2 separate regions of the Homo sapiens genome follow, and region 1 is linked to region 2. A link is a loop called in an ENCODE intact Hi-C map of the cell type or tissue named here. Cell type or tissue: mammary epithelial cell. All regions are shown on one strand. Links, peaks and the distances in the headings refer to the core of each region. The heading gives the core; the rest is flanking DNA. Region 1 overlaps LOC105369844 (a long non-coding RNA gene). Region 2 overlaps LOC105369844 (a long non-coding RNA gene).

Evidence for each region. Hi-C counts contacts between places; a loop is a spot of excess contacts. Peaks named below come from ENCODE experiments on the same cell type or tissue, not always from the same donor. Only the 100,000 strongest peaks of a DNase experiment are listed, where the experiment ranks them.
Region 1: a loop joins it to region 2, with 9 times the contacts of the local background. A loop is called at or near these places in 1 of 110 quality-filtered maps.

The regions. Positions count from the first base shown.
Region 1 is chr12:75,681,167-75,689,511 of GRCh38, forward strand. The region is part of intron 6 of LOC105369844 (a long non-coding RNA gene); the gene reads right to left. It also overlaps the pseudogene RPL10P13 and the pseudogene LOC124900321. Among named protein-coding and RNA genes, the nearest start is that of KRR1, 170 kb to the left of the region's middle. In mammary epithelial cell, for the core only: no CTCF peak of the experiment used is centred there; a DNase peak (open chromatin) is centred at 3,715; H3K27ac peaks cover 2,422 bases.
Region 2 is chr12:75,555,488-75,563,832 of GRCh38, forward strand. It overlaps LOC105369844 (a long non-coding RNA gene), which reads right to left. Exons shown (of 16, transcript XR_007063375.1): 12 at 7,732-7,913. Among named protein-coding and RNA genes, the nearest start is that of KRR1, 48 kb to the left of the region's middle. In mammary epithelial cell, for the core only: a CTCF peak has its summit at 4,891; a DNase peak (open chromatin) is centred at 4,894.

The DNA of each region.
Region 1 (8,345 bases), core at 173-8,172, 130 kb after region 2:
GAAACCAAACCCCTTCCTCACACCTTATACAAAAATTAACTCAAGATGGATTAAAGACATAAACGTAAGACCTAAAACCATAAAAGCCCTAGAAGAAAACCTAGGCAATACCATTCAGGATATAGGCATGGGCAAAGACTTCATGACTAAAACACCAAAAGCAACGACAACAGAAGTCATAATTTACAAATGGGATCTAATTAAACTAAAGAGCTTCTGCACAGCAAAAGAAACTATCATCAGAGTGAGCAGGCAACCTACAGAATATGAGAAAATTTTTGCAATCTTTCCATCTGACAAAGGGCTAATATCTAGAATCTACAAAGAACTTAAACAAATTTACAAGAAAAAAACAAACAACCCCATCAAAAACTGGGCGAAGGATATGAGCAGACACTTCTCAAAAGAAGACATTTATGCGGCCAACAAACGTATGAAAAAAACCTCATCATCACTGGTCATTAGATAAATGCAAATCAAAACCACAATGAGATAACATCTCATGCCAGTTAGAATGGTGATCATTAAAAAGTCAGGAAATAGCAGATGCTGGAGAGGATGTGGAGAAATAGGAATGCTTTTACACTGTTGGTGGGAGTGTAAATTAGTTCAACCATTGTGGAAGACAGTGTGGCAATTCCTCAAGGATCTAGAACCAGAAATACCATTTGATGCAGCAATCCCATTACTGGGTACATACCCAAAGGATTATAAACCGTTCTACTGTAAAGAAACATGCACATATATGTTTATTGCAGCATGGTTCACAATAGCAAAGACTTGGAACCAACCCAAATGCCCATCAATGATAGACTGCATAAAGAAAACATGGCACATATACACCATGGAATACTATGCAGCCATAAAAAAGGATGAGTTCATGTCCTTTGCAGGGACATGGATGAAGCTGGAAACCAACATTCTCAGCAGACTAACACAGGAACAGAAAACCAAACACCACATGTTCTCACTCATAAGTGGGAGTTGAACAATGAGAACACATGGACACAGGGAGAGGAACATCACACACTGGGGCCTGTCTGGGGGTTGGGGGCTAGGGGAGGGATAGCATCAGGATAAATACCTAATGTAGATGACGGGTGATGGGTTCAGCAAACCACCATGGCACGTGTATGCCTATCTAACAAACCTGCACGTTCTGCACATGTACCCCAGAACTTAAAATATAATAATAAAAAAAAAGTGTGGTCCCAGCTGCTCAGGAGGCTGAGGCAGGAGAATGGTGTGAACCCAGGAGGCAGAGCTTGCAGTGAGCTGAGATCACACCACTGCACTCCAGCCTGGGCGACAGAGCGAGACGCCATTTCAAAAAAAAAAAAGGAAAGAAAATTCTGTGTGTTCTAATAAAGTTGTAAATTATGTTTACATAGGAGGCAAAGTTTGCTGATCAATCCTATGGAAATTAGTCCAATTTAAGACACCACTGACATAACTCAACCTCTATAAAGTACTAAGTAAATTCTCTTAGAATTAGAAATATATCTAAAAGCATTCTTTCTTGTAAATATTATTTTGCAAGACAAATATGACTTTAACAGATTAATTATAAGAGGCAATGCCTAAATCTTTTTTTTTTCCAAAACATTTTTTCACACTTTTGCCAGGAATTCATTTTCTCCCTTTTCTATTTATCCGAGTACCACTTATCCAAGGCCCTATGCAAGCCTCTTTACCATGAAGCCTTCCCAGATTGTCTCAGCCTCTTTTAAGTTTACACCATAGTCCTGCCTGCACTACTCTATGCTACACAGTTCTTACCATAGGATTCCTAAGTATTCTTTATCCTTGTGTATATTTCTGTTTAACTATGTTGGCTTATCCCTGTTCTAGCACAGTGACTTGCATTAAAAGGCCATGGTAAATGCTAATTACTTGATTGAGAAAAGTTGGAAAATCCATAGATGGGAGAACTGGCCAGACCAGGGAGAATTTCTATCCCAGGTATTCTTTGCTATGTAACAAATTACCCAAAAGCTTAGTGGCTTCAAACAAGAATTTATTATGTTCAAGGATTTATTGGGAATTGGAAAGGAGACATTAGGGCTGGCTTCTCTCTGCCATGAGGTCTGGGGTCTCAGATGAGAAGACTAATCATCAATGGCTGGAGCTGGAATTATCTGAAGACTTACTCATATCTGGTGTTTGAGAGGAAAAGGCTCAAAGGTTAAGACTGCCAAGCGGAGCACCCATCTGTGGCTTCTCTGTGTGGGTTGGCTTCTTCATAACATGGCAGCCCCAGGGGAATCAGACAGGACTCCCAGAAGGAGTATTTCAGTGCAACAAATGAAAGCATTTTTGGACCTGGCCTCTGAAGTCGCATAGTGTCACTTCTACCATACTCTATTGGTTGAAGTAGTCACAAGCCTACCCAGTTTCAAAGGGGAGAAAACATAAACCCCACCTCCTCATGGAAGGAGTGGCAAGGTCACATTATCACATAGCATGTGGGATAGGAACTATTGTAGCAGCCATCTTTGGAAAGTACAACCTGCAATGTTTAAATTCTTTGGAAAATGCAATTTCTAACCCAAGTCTAGGCTTTAACAGACTACAGTTTTGGACATGTTCAGTCTGTGACCAAATGTTCTGGAACTACATGGAGTCCACAGCCAGAATATCTTGTTAATAACAATAGCAATAATAGACATCATTTGTTAACACACACTAGTGAATACTTACCAATGTCTTACAAGCATTTCCTAATTCCTCAAATTGATGCTATGATAAAGGGCTAATCATTATTCCATTTCACTAACGAGAAAATTGTGGCACAAAATTGTCAAGTGAGTTGGGCAAGATCAGTGGAAGCAAGATTTGATATCAGCCATGTCTGTCTGACTCTGGAGTCTAGCTTTTTAATCCTGAAGCTGTACTGACTCTATATATGACATTGTCAGAGGCATGTGAACCAGAGCAACTCCATCTGGAATAGGAGCTGTGTAAAATAAGGCTGAGGCCTACTGGGCTGCGTTCCCAGAAGGTTAAGGCATTCTAAGTCATAGGATGAGTTAGGAGGTCAGCACAAGATATAGGTCATAAAGACGTTGCTGATAAAACAGTTTGCAGTAAAGAAGCCAGCCAAAACCCACCAAAACCAAGATGGCCACGAGAGTGACCTCTGGTTGTCCTCACTGCTACACTCCCACCAGTGCCATGACAGCTTACAAATGCCATGGCAATGACAGGAAGTTACCCTATATGGTCTAAAAAGGGGAGGCATGAATAATCCACCCCTTGTTTATCATATCATCCAGAAATAACCATAAAAATGGGCACCCAGCAGCCCTCGGGGCTGTTCTGTCTATGGAGTAGCCATTCTTTTATTCCTCTACTTTCTTAATAAACTTGCTTTCACTTTACTCTATGGGCTCTCCCTGAATTCTTTCTTATGCAACATCCAAGAACCCTCTCTGGCGGTCTGAATCAGGACCCCTTTCCTGTTACAACATTGTTCATCTTAAAGGCTTCAGAGCCCTTCGTTCTTACAGCTCTTTGTAAATAACTAGGTCTATGTGGGGAATGTCACTTTTATCACTGATTCCTCCTGTAGCATGTTATATTGTTTCTGGTTATGTTTCAGCATGCACAAGCCCTTCTGGAAACTTTGAAAAATTATGTTTCATTCTGTTCCTCTAACCACAACTTGGTCATAAATGCTTCTGGAATTTGTTTTCATCAGCTCAGGGCATCATTTCTTCCTTTGCTCTTGCCTGCCACAGCAATGTCAAAGCGGCAAGCAAAAACACATCCACTGATAATTCTTTTTATCTTCTAACAGCAACTTTTGTTTCTATGTCTGAATCATCCTTTAGGGCTCATACCCTGTTCTGGAGTGAATGTATTACATCATGTATTTGGAAGGGGTTTTGTTGAGTGCCTGAGTGATGGTTTTCTCCAACTTATGGGGCAGAAGGTTCTTGTCGCTTACTGCCCGAATTTTTCCAATCTAATTAAACACAAATTAGTGAAACCTGAGATACCCTGAGGACTCATTAAAGAGAAACTGCCAAACCTCTGAAAAACAGAATTTCCACATAGATTTCCCTACAGCTATGTTTGTCAATTTGTAGAAAGCTAAGAATACTCCAAGTAGTGATTAACGGTCTGAATGAAATTGCACACACGCACAAAAGAGCCCATTTAATAAACCAACAATGGAAGGTACAACTGTGGATCAACTGCTCCACATTTCTCTCCTTGGAGGTTCAAATGCAGCAATGAAACTAAGCTGGTACTTGAATGAAGTGATTTTCCTCCCTGAAAAGGAATCATGTTTCATCCCTACTTTCTAAATTCTTTTTTGTTTTGCCAGACATCTATTCCTTGTATTACATAAGAATAGAAAGCCACAAATTGTCTAGGCACAGGTGGTCTAGCTTTGAAAGATGCTAATATCCACCATTCAACTAGAATCTCCCAGACTGTTTAATTGGAATTTTGTTTTGTTCTGTTTTGTTTATTTGTGTGTTTAGCATTAGCAGGGGGAACAGAAAACTGTCTCTCCTTTAGGCTGAGCACTTGGGAATAGACTTCCAAACATCAACTTAAAAGCCAAGAAAGAAAAAAAAATACTCGGGTAACATAACAGCTGCTGAGCTCTACAGAACACAATTACTAAAAACATCTTGTATAGCTGTGAAGGGACACTCAAAGAGCTTTTAGCTAGTATAGATTCCTGGGTAGATTTTAAACTTTCTAAGACAATGCATAGATATATCAATGGAGAACATGCACATCTGGAAAAAATCACAAAATAACTGGGATAGAAAAAGAAGGGAGACAAATTCCCTACAACAGCCACTGAACTACAGCAACCCATGAAACGCAAGGATGGATTAAATGGCAACAAATTCTTTAAGAAATTTAATAGGATTATGTACAGAATATAGTACTCATTTCATTTCCTAGAATGATAAAGGCTGTCATCACTGGTCATTAGAGAAATGCAAATCAAAACCATAATGAGATACCATCTCACACCAGTTAGAATGGTGATCATTAAAAAGTCAGGAAACAACAGATGCTGGAGAGGGTGTGGAAAAATAGGAATGCTTTTACACTGTTGGTAGGAGTGTAAATTAGTTCAACCATTGTGGAAGACAGTGTGGCAATTCCCCAAGGATCTAGAACCAGAAATACCATTTGACCCAGCAATCCCATTACTGGGCACATACCCAAAGGATTATAAATCATTGTACTGTAAAGACACATGCACATGTGTTTATTGCAGCACTGTTCACAATAGCAAAGACTTGGAACCAGCGCAAATGCCTATCAATGATAGACTGCATAAACAAAATGTGGAACATATATACCATGGAATACTATGCATCATAAAAAAGGATGAGTTCATGTCCTTTGCAGGGACATGGATGAAGCTGGAAACCATCATTCTCAGCAAACTAACACAAGAACAGAAAACCAAACACTGCATGTTCTCACTCATAAGCGGAAGTTGAACAATGAGAACACATGGACACAGGGAGGGGAACATCACACACCAGGGCCTGTCATGGGGTGGGGAGCTAGGGGAGGGATAGCATTAAGAGAAATACCTAATGTAGGTGACGGGTTGATGGGTGCATCAAACCACCATGGCATGTGTATGCCTATCTAACAAACCTGCACGTACTGCACATGTATCCCAAAACTTAAAGTATAATAATAATAATTTTAAAAGATAAAGTCTAAAAGGAATCTCAAAACAACATTCTGTGTAACCTTCTTATCTTATGTTTTATTTTGTTTGATAAGAAGACAATAGAGAAAAAGTAGATAATTATCAGTATGAATGGGACTAGCTACTGGCAACCTAGCTTCTGGGCCGTTACCCTTCCTATCACACTTCTTGGTACCTATGTTTTACAGAGTAGCTTACAGTATTGTTATATGAGTCATTTCATTATATCTTCACATGTGAGATATCAGAAAAGGCATCAGTTCATTTTGAAGATGATGCATTTACTTAAATGCAATGAAACATAGAAAGTTTAATGTCCTAATGCTAGTTACACAGATAATGATACAAACAAGACCAAACCCCAGGCCTCTAGGTTTCAATATATATGTATATTATCTACTCTGGAGTTTAAGTGATTATATTCACTGAATGTTACCATTTACAAATGTCAGGTTCTATACAGTGATACCTTGAATAATGTCCTTTTATAACAAATTCCTTTGTGAAAAAAAAAAAGCCCATGATATTAATAGAAAAGAAAACAGAAGCAACAGGCACATAGCAGTAATATTTCATTGGTGGAAAAATTTAAAACTAACCAATCAGCAAACACTTTTCTCAGTGTTTTGTTTTTGGTTTTTTCCCTATTTTAAGAAAAATATAGCTGGTCAAAGGTAAGAAAAAGTTTATTTGCTTTATTTTTAGCCACTACATTTTTTCCCAACTATTCCATTCACCACCTTCTCTTGTCAGAAAAGGAAAACCTTCTTTCATTCATCTGTCTGGCCATTCATCAGGTTCTTATTGAGCACCTAATCCCAAGCTAGAACTATGCTAGCTGCGGGGATACAATGGTAAACAAGAAAGACCAAGAAACCCCCAATCTAGCAGAAGACGTAGACAACTGAAATGGCTTTTGCAATACAGTGCTCTAAGGGCTGTGATGAGAACAGCATGCTTTGACCGCCACTAACTCCCATTGGGGAGGCCAGCGGGAAACCTCCTGGAGAAAATTACTCTAAGCTGAAACCTAAAACAGGGCAGAGTAGGGAATGAGGAAGAGTTTTTAAGGGAGCAACTGATGTAAAGGAGTAAAAACAAAGGGTTTCCTGTTCAAAGAACTGAAAGAAGTTGGTGAAAGAGGGGACAGAGGAAAAAGATGGGATTGGATTAGGAGACCAGGGCCGTATCTCACTGAGTGTTGTCAGCCATACCAAGGGCTTGAACTCAATCTTAAGGGTAACTGGAGTAAAGTTAAAGGGTTCATTAGGGAAAACATGAATAAATATCATTCTCCAATAAAATCTCTTTCACCTGGTTTCCAGTAACAACCTCCTAACTGGTTCCCTAACTGGCATGAATGATTTTATTGGAGAATGATATTTATTCATGTTTGTTTTTGGGGTTGTTGTCATTGTTGTTGTTGTTTTTGAGGTGGAGTCTCACTCTGTTGCCCAGGCTGGAGTGTAGTGGCATGATCTTGGCTCACTGCATCTCCGTCTCCCAGGTTCAAGCAATTCTCCTGCCTCAGCCTCCTGAGTAGCTGGGATTACAGGCATGCACCACCACGTCCGGCTAATTTTTGTATTTTTAGTAGAGACGGGGTTTCACCATATTGGCCAGGATGGTCTGGATCTCTTGACCTTGTGATCCGCCTACCTCAGCCTCCCAAAGTGCTAGGATTACAGGCATGAGCCACCGTGCCCGGCTCTACACATTTTCTTTTCTTTTCTTTTTTTTAATATAATAATAATGTTTATGCGAGGGAATCAGGATAAAACTAAAATAACAGACTAAACGTACATAAGAGAGAGGGGTAATTGAAGTTAAAGCATTCTTTTTCTTTTTTTTTTTTTTTAGGTGGACAGGAAGTAGAATTTATTGGTGAGTATTAAGAGGGGGAAGCACAGTGAAAGCCCTCATGAGTGCAGGGCCCACCACTTCTCTAGAGGGCCACAACTGGGAAGGTACTTGACCCCACAGCCATCTGGGATGAGCCGCTTCTCAGCCACCATGTCTTCAAATTCATTGGCATTGAACTTGGTGAAGCCCCACTTCTTTGAGATGTGGATCTTCTGGCAGCCAGGAAACTTGAACTTGGCCCTGCCCAGGGCCTCAATCACGTGCTCCTTGTTCTGCAGCTTGGTGCGGATGGAGATGATAACTTGGCCAACTGGCCACAGTGCCCCGGGGCTTTCCAAAGGCACCTCGCATGCCTGTTTGGAGCCTACACTGGGGTAGTGCAAGGTCAAAAACATGTACATCCATCTGAAAGGACTGTCTCCAAGGCCCTTTAGAGCAACCCGTACAACAAACAGGCTGCATACACTACCAAGGAAGCTGCTGTTTGCAGCCATTGCACACTGGGACACATTTTCTTAACACAAGTTTGAATTCCCCAGGACTCATTATTTTGACCTCGGCTTTCTGAAATGGAAGTTTGACGTAGATATACATTCTTTTCCTTAACAAAGGAGTTACAGATCATGAGTTGGTTAGTGCAATATACTTAAAATTGCTCCTTGCACATATGTCCACAAGTTTATCTTCTTCCCCTGGGTTCACAGCTTCCTCTGTTACCCTTACAGGGTCTCCGCATCTGTATTCACATGGGACAGCCTTGAGCAGCACAGCTCAGACCTCA
Region 2 (8,345 bases), core at 104-8,103:
TCTTTTTTTTTTTTTTTTTTGAGATGGAGGCTCACTCTGTCACCCAGGCTGGAGTGCAGTGGTGTGATCTTGGTTCACTGCAACCTCTGCCTCCCGGGTTCAAGTAATTCTCCTGCCTCAGCCTACTGAGTAGCTGGGATTACAGGCGCGTGACACCTCACCGGCTAATTTTTGTATTTTTAGTAGAGACGGGGTTTCACTATGTTGGTCAGGCTGGTCTCGAACTCCTGACCTCGTGATCCACCCGCCTCGGCCTCCCAAAGTCCTGGGATTACAGGCGTGAGCCACCGCACCCAGCCTAAATATTGTCTTATTTTTCTATGCAACTCTCAGGATTAGTATTTACCTTATAGTCATTGTTTAATAAATGATTATTGAATGGAACTTTTTAAAGCATGCTAACTTTGATAATAATTAAGATTATAGTCAGGCTTGTTGATAATTTTTACTGAAATAAGCAATCGAAGTAGTTGAAATAGCCAAAACAATTGTCCATGTAGAGTTTCAGACAATCTTTTGCCGGTGCCAGTTGCATTAGACCATTCATTCATTTATTCAATTATTCAGGCTTTTACAGGACATTGTGTACTTTGACAAGGCATTCATGCATTCAGTCACACATTAAGAAAATTAACAGATGTAAAAATGAACCAGTCTTATGTTTAAATAACACTGGATTTTCTATTTTGCTTTGTTTTGTTTTTGTAATCAATATAAACTACAGTCTAGATTAGCTAACTTAACACCCATTCCCAACCCTGTTCTTTGCTTGATTACCTTCACTATCGAGGCTATAAATACTATGTACTCACTTTCTTAGCCTCGCTTGCAGATGTGGGTAGTCATGTGGTACAGTCTTGTCAATGACACATAATTTGAAATACGTTAGAAATTGTTTTGTGAAAATTTTATTTTCCTCTTTAAATAAAGACTAGACACTCATTTCCCTTTCTCCCTGCTGTGAGTACAGACATAGTGCCAGGAGTTGTAGCAACCATCCTATAACCATGACAAACAACCATCATGCTATGCACTGCAAAGTATTAAGACAGAAAAAAACTAAATCCCCCATGACACAGTTGAGCTGCTGTATAAGCCTCCTGACTCTCTACATACAGACTTTATGCCAAGTGAAAAGGGAGAGCTCTATTTGTTTAAACCACGATTGGTCAAATTTTTTTCTTACTTGTAGCCAAATATATCCCTACCTAAGGCACATACAGTTTGGCAATACAGTGTGGAAATTACCTAAAAGGATGTGTGTGTTTTGGGGGAGGGGATTATTTTATTTAAACAACAACAGTGTAACATGAGTCTATAAGGGCAAAGATACTTGTTTTGTTTTGTTTTTATTCACTGTAATATCTCCACAACTTAGAGTAGTAACTGGCACATAGTAGGCATTCAATAAATATTTGCTGGCTGAGTTAATAGTATAAATGAGGAGCTGCCTCTTGAATTGTGTATCCTAGCTTCGCTTCTGCAAGGTGTATTTTAGCTGTATACCTTAAATGGCTTTCTGAAACCTAACAGCAACAAAAGTTTCATGCAGCCTCTGACCATAAGAAGAAGCTTCAGGCATCCTCAGAAGAAGTCAATAACTATAAGAGCTTCTAAATCTGGTGAAATCCTATTCCCGTTTTATTATAATATCATAAAAGTCAATTTAAGGGGATACCTGCAAAGGATCTGAAATCACAGCTATAGTGATGTTACATTTGACCTGGGTTCACCTGCTGCATGACTCCGTGTGCACAAATCCCTCATGCTATCTCTCCGACAGGATGTGATCTGGTAAGGAGGCTTTGGAAATGTAGTCATAACATTTGCAGTTTATTGCCTTCTCTCTGTATTCTTCATCAGAGAGATGACAGAGGTTCATGAGGCAGAGAAGTGTTACTTGTTGAACTTTGGGCTTTATGTATGTATACGCAGGTATTTTACTATCTTTCGCATCCAACAACTCTCACTAGATCAGAAGCAACAGATGACATTTGAGTGAATTCTATACTTAAATAATTCATCATGATGCATTATTTCTTCATCTATCTTCAAGAGATATTTTTTAAAGAAGGATCCTTCCTCTTGTTGATCCACTCTAACAAAAATATCTTGCTTTATTTTCAGCACGTAATAGGTCTTTGAGAAAATACTTGTTGTGTGCACAACTAAATTATAAGCTGTCAATGTAAAGAAAAATATGTTAATGTTAATTTAAATAACTAAGAATGAAGTTCATTATCGTGTCAACAATTCATTTGTCACCTTCTGAAAAAAATATTGTCAGAATCACTATTATTCCTCCTTATTAGAGATTTCTAATAAAAGGTCCATGATGATCCTTTAAAACTAGTCCTTTGCCTATCTTCATAACGACTTTTGCTTTATAGAAAACAATACTAGTTATGTGATTCAAAGTGGATTTTTCTTCTAGAATAGTCCTGCCTATAATGTCCAAGGAAGAGCAATTACTCTTTCGAGAACCATCTGAACTAGTCCAACAATTTGCTTGAGGAAAGCTTGAAGTATTAACCTGTTCTCACTTTGTTTTTTAAAAATAAAAACACATGTGGTAGTAAGAATTCAGTTTCCATGAATGTGCTGCATGCTGGTCAGAAGACATGAAGTCCTTAGATTTTTTTATAAGAATTAATACGCATTATGAAGGCCTTTTAGTTCTCCATTTACCTTGGGAGCTCACTAGCTCTAATAAGTGCAATAGTAAACTTTGACATTTCTCTAAATTGTGCCAGGATGTTAGCTATGAGAAACATGTTTGGAGGTTATTTGCCTCATTTTTCTCCTTCCTTTTGCTTTCCACTCAGTTTTCCCCACCTTGCACACAGGTCTGTTTACCTAACTTCGGAGAATTTGTGCTTGGTTTGCTTCAGCAAAGAAGTAGTTGGATTCCTCTATTGATTTTTGACCCCCATTCTAACCTCAACCATCACCCTTCTCTAGCCCAAGGGAGACCTGAGCTTTGTTTTTAAGGGAAAGGGCAATGAAAAGTCAACGCACAGGTCAGGGACAGGCAGTAATGAAACACTGGGATCAGGTGGCAGCAGCTTCAGCTCCTTTCACAGGACACTGAGCAAGAATGAAGACTCAAGGACACCATTCAGAGAAAAGCAGATGGTTTGTATCAAGCGCTTGGTTATGCTCAATCTCCTATCAGCCATTGTTGTCTTGCAGAAACATTTCCAGCTACGCAACTGGCCTGTTTTATGGAGGGACAGAGCAGTTTATGGTAGAGATGCTCTGTAAACTATTTTTATAACCTTGAAGGACATTAGATATAATCTATGAAGCAATGAAAGGTATGAGTGTTTTGGAGATTATCCCCCAACATTAGCTTCCCAGGAGTACCCCTTTTACAAGTCTGTGGTTTATGCTCCTTTGGGCATGGATGTCGGATCACTATTTTGGGAACTGACAACAATAACAGCCAGCTTGACTGTGTTCATACTCTCGAGTGTATATAAGCATCCACAAAATTTGGCTTCTTAATGTGAAATGACACCTGATATGAAACTGTCCCCTAAGAAGGTGTCAAACACAAAAATTCAACGGAAGCTAGGAAGCATGCGTCCAGCTGAATGTGCACACTGAGAAAAGGCTTTTTCAAATGTAGTAAAAGGAACTAATACAACTGAACTCTGTAATGAATTTAAATCTAATACAAGTGAACTCTGTAATGAATTTAAATAGTCTACCGTATGTTTTATTAGAAGAATGTCATTTGGGGCTTGGTTGGTGGATAGAAAGTTTTCTAGAGGCCGTGTCAAAAAAAAATACAAAAATATATAAAAGAATTTCTGATGTTTATTTAGTGTTTGTGAAGGTCCAGATACTATGTTAAATATTTTTCAAGCCTCATAGGTTCATAATTAAATTCTTTAAGGAAAGAAAGCACTATTATGATCTCCATTTTACTGTAAAGGAAATTGAAGTTTAGAAAGGCCAACTAACAAATGAATGCTTAACCCAGGTCTATCTGAATCTAGTGCCCTAAAATCTTAACTGATAGGCATTGTTGAATATTTACCTATGATTTCAAAGCCAGGCATTATACTAAATGAAACTAAGAGATAATAACCTGGAAAATGTGAATAGTCAGAACTATTCCATTAAACAGCCAGTCAGAGTTGAGTTATACAAGGATTCAAAGAAATGTATATGTGTGCTTCACACAGAAATTAATTTCGGAATGGCCAGTTTGTCAAAAATGATAGCTTTTTTTTTTTTTTTTAAACAAGAGTCTTGCTCTGTGGCCCAGGCTGGAGTGCAGTGGCATGATCTCAGCTCACTGCAACCTCTGCCTCCCGGGTTCAAGCAATTATCCTGCCTCAGCCTCCCAAGTAGCTGGGATTACAGGTGCCTGCCACCACACCAGGCTAATTTTTTTGTATTTTTAGTAGAGACAGGGTTTCACCATGTTGGACAGGCTGGTCTCCAACTCCTGACCTCAGGTGATCCGCCCACCTTGGCCTCCCAAAGTTCTGGGATTACAGGCGTGAGCTACCGTGCTGAGCCAGCACTCTTTTTGAAATACTAATTTTTAAAAATAGATGAACTGTGCCTTTTTTCTTCTTTTTTTGCATTTTATCACAAGCTCATGGATCTATGCTATACTACAAGCCCATTTCTTTCATCTATTCAGTGGTTTCTGATGACCTAACACTGTTAGGTAAAGGTGCATGTGTTGCCAGTAATTTTCTCACCAAGAATTACTTTAACTTATGTGGTTAAAGGTGTCAATACCTTCCCAGGAAAAGCACTGAGTGGGTTAGTGGAAGGCACACACTTATCAAGCAGCAGTTCTTGAGCAGCAATGCTTGTTGTAAAAGTGCTAATATTTATTTTCCACACTAGAGGACAGTGCTTGAAAGAGTAACAGTCCTTACCTCAAAGGTTAGGCAGCACCAAGACTGGAACAATCAGACCATTATTAGCTTCCCTAACCCACGTGCAGAGCACATAAAGATTTTATTTCTTTGGGAGAAAAAAAGAGAAATAAATATGTTTGCTCTAACATGCGGCAGTAATCAATGATGATGCTGTATTAACTTCCTGGGCACAGAGAAAGAGAAATGCCAGTAAAATTTACTAATTAGAATTGCCAAAGAATGAATGAAAGAAGACATCTTTATAAATGCACATGAAATCCTTTCACAATAAGCTCTTAAAGAAAGAATTTTTGTTGAAGCTGTGACTAAATGCTCAGAAAAATAATCTGATGTTTTGGGTTGATTATCATTAGAATTCAGTGATGAAAAACTTATTTACGTAAACATCTTGTTTTCTCTCATCAGTATAATAGTCATACATGCTGTAGGGTACAAAATACAAGGCCCAAAACATATATGTAATGTTATTTGATGGTTAAGTTTTGCCCTTGGAAGCAGGAGATGGGTGTTGGAGAGGGAGTGGTTAGTGGTGTTTGAAGATGGATTTCAATACTATAGAAACCCCTTTTGGTTTTACCTGCATGAATCTTCAAGCAAGAGTATCACTAACTACATAGACTGTCAAAAGGGAGGCATTGTTTCCTTAAGCCATAATTAAAGACAGTCCCTCGCCTTGACGTTTGCTTGAACAAGGACCATTGGGACCCTGAGGGATTAACTCAGCATTCATACTTTTCAAAAGGGGCTGGTGGGAGTAAGAAAGAGGAGGAATATGAGAGACTAATGAAAGATTTCATTGAAGGGCACCAAATCCAAGACTTCTCATTGTTCCTGGAGCCAGCCCAGGTGATTCACCAATCAGCCAGTGGAAGGGGCTCTGTTTTACTGAACTGAGGTGGGTGTAGTAACCTCTACTTTCCCATTCTCAACATCTGACCCTTTTCTACTTCACTGTTACCCTCATCTTCTGTTTATATTGATTGCCTACAGTGTCACAGAATTGAAAAATACTGGGGAGCCCAGCACACTCCTGGGTACTACAGCAGATTACACCAATTTTAAATCTTCTCCCTGCCCTGAAGGATATATGGATACACTCGGTAATAGAAAAGCTTACCGTCTAGTGGAGAAGATGCCCCGATACCCAATCAACCATCCCCTCTCCTAGCGTGAGAACAGCCCTATCTGAGCAGTACTAGGTATTCACTCCTATTCATTTTCTACCCCTGACTTGAGGACACAGTCCTGGGGACAGTGACCCCAAGATTTCTCTCTTTCTTTCCTTCCTTCCTTCCTTCCTTCCCTCCCTCTCTCTCTCCGTCGCTCCCTCTCTCTCTTTCTTTTCTTTGAGTCTTGCTCTGTTGTCCAGGCTGGAATGCAGTGGCGCTATCTCAGCTCACTGCAAACTCCGCCTCCCAGGTTCACTCCATTCTCTGGGACTACAGGCGCCCGCCACCATGCCAGGCTAATTTTTTTTGTATTTTTAGTAGAGACGGGGTTTCATTATGTTGGCCAGACTGGTCTCAAACTCCTGACCTCGTGATTCACCCACCTCGGCCTCCCAAAGTGCCGTGACCCCAAGATTTCTAACAAAAATCACCACAGTCTGGAATATCGAGAATTTTGTTCAGCCCTCTGTAGCTATGTGACCCTGTACAGCCCTGCCCAAGACAACTAACTACTCTGTACAACACAGTTTCCTCTTTGCAGAATGAAATTACAGATGTAACCACATCACGGGATTAGTGTGTGAGTGGAAAGGAAATAAGGGTGGGAACGACCCTGATGCCCATCACAGAGCTCTTTCTGTTGTGGATCCTTCATGAGCTCATAAAAGTCACTAATTTCAAAAGAACAGGCTTTATTCAGCCTTCATTTGGGATGTACAAAATTTTGGCCCCGGATGGAGACCTGATTATTTACATTCCAAAGGATCTTCAACTTTAAAACCTTAACATAGCATTTTTTTTAAAATGAATTAGCTGGAGTTGTAGAATACTAGATCTGGTTTAGATTTTAGAGCTGTTTTAGGTAGTCTCCTGGTGATCCACCTCCATATATAAATAAGGAAATAGCAATTGGGATGTTTTCCTTGGGCTAAGAGCAATTTTTTGGAAGAGCTAGTCTTAAAACCAAATCTTCTGATTCTCAGCCCTGTTGGTTGGTCAGCTAATAACTGTAAACACGAGATTAGAATCAGACATATATAATGATAAAGTGGCCTAAAACCATCACATTATTCAATGAGATTTGCTTATTAAAGAAATCTACATTGCATACCCATTCAGAAATATATTTATAAGAAATACTGAAGTACAAACAGCAAGAGGAACCAAAAATGTGTGCACAAATGCAACCAACATCAATATGCCATCACCAGCCATCCAGGTTATTTCTAGTCTTATCAAAATCAACATAGCAATAAAATGTCTCCTTGTCCTTTCAACCTCCTTATTAAAATGCATTAAATTTGTTTTTTTCATACATAGAAAGATAAGGTTATTAATTACAGGAACTGCTTATCAGCAAAATGTAAAATAGCAGGAAAGTCATTTGATGGTTTAGCTAAGAAGAAAAAGGAATAATGGGAAGAAAGAAATTCAGATGAAAGAAGTTGAAGGAAATGAATATTAAATTCATATTCATAAATGATTTAATTTTTTAAATTGAAACATTTCCTAGAAAGAAATCACATATTTTAAAAGAAAGTCGATTATGAAGTATACAAGTATATATATATGTATGTAAATTGCCATTTAAAATTAAAAGAATAAACTGTTGTATATTTTACTAGACCTTTTACAAATAAAAAGGATCACCTCACCTCCAGAATGGTCCTGGCAGGATTGCAGGTAGCTGGGGTCAGCAGAGGTGTGAGGGAGAGGTGATCTCGGCATCTACTCCAAACGCCTCGCTTTGATTCCTATATAACCTTGTTGATAACTGGAGTTTTGGGGAATCTTAGGTTTTAAGAACTTCATTTCACAGGTACTTAAAATTAATATCCTGCAAATAGAAGGTAGAGGATTACCTTCTCTTCAGAAAGCAGAAAAATGGAGCAGTCAATTCTATCAACATAGCCTGTATTTGGAGCACGGCTTTTAAACAGACAGCCAGGTCTCTGCTGTTGTGTTGTCTTGCCTGTCAATCAAAGTGTTTGGGAAATGGATTCTCAACGTTATGTGTCAGTCAATAACCTCAGTCTTGAAACAGAAGACCATAACAAGACTGGATTTATTTGCATTTAATTTCAATGAATTTACATGTCATGGTCACAAGTTTTAATTTCCTTCACAAAATAAATTAGTGAAAGTCACTTGTACAGTATTGATAGGAACAAAGATTTTCAGCCTAATTTATCTGAAATATACATATAAATTTAGTAAATTTAAACACAACCCCTAATTTAGAGGAACAGATAGACACTAGGTATTTGGG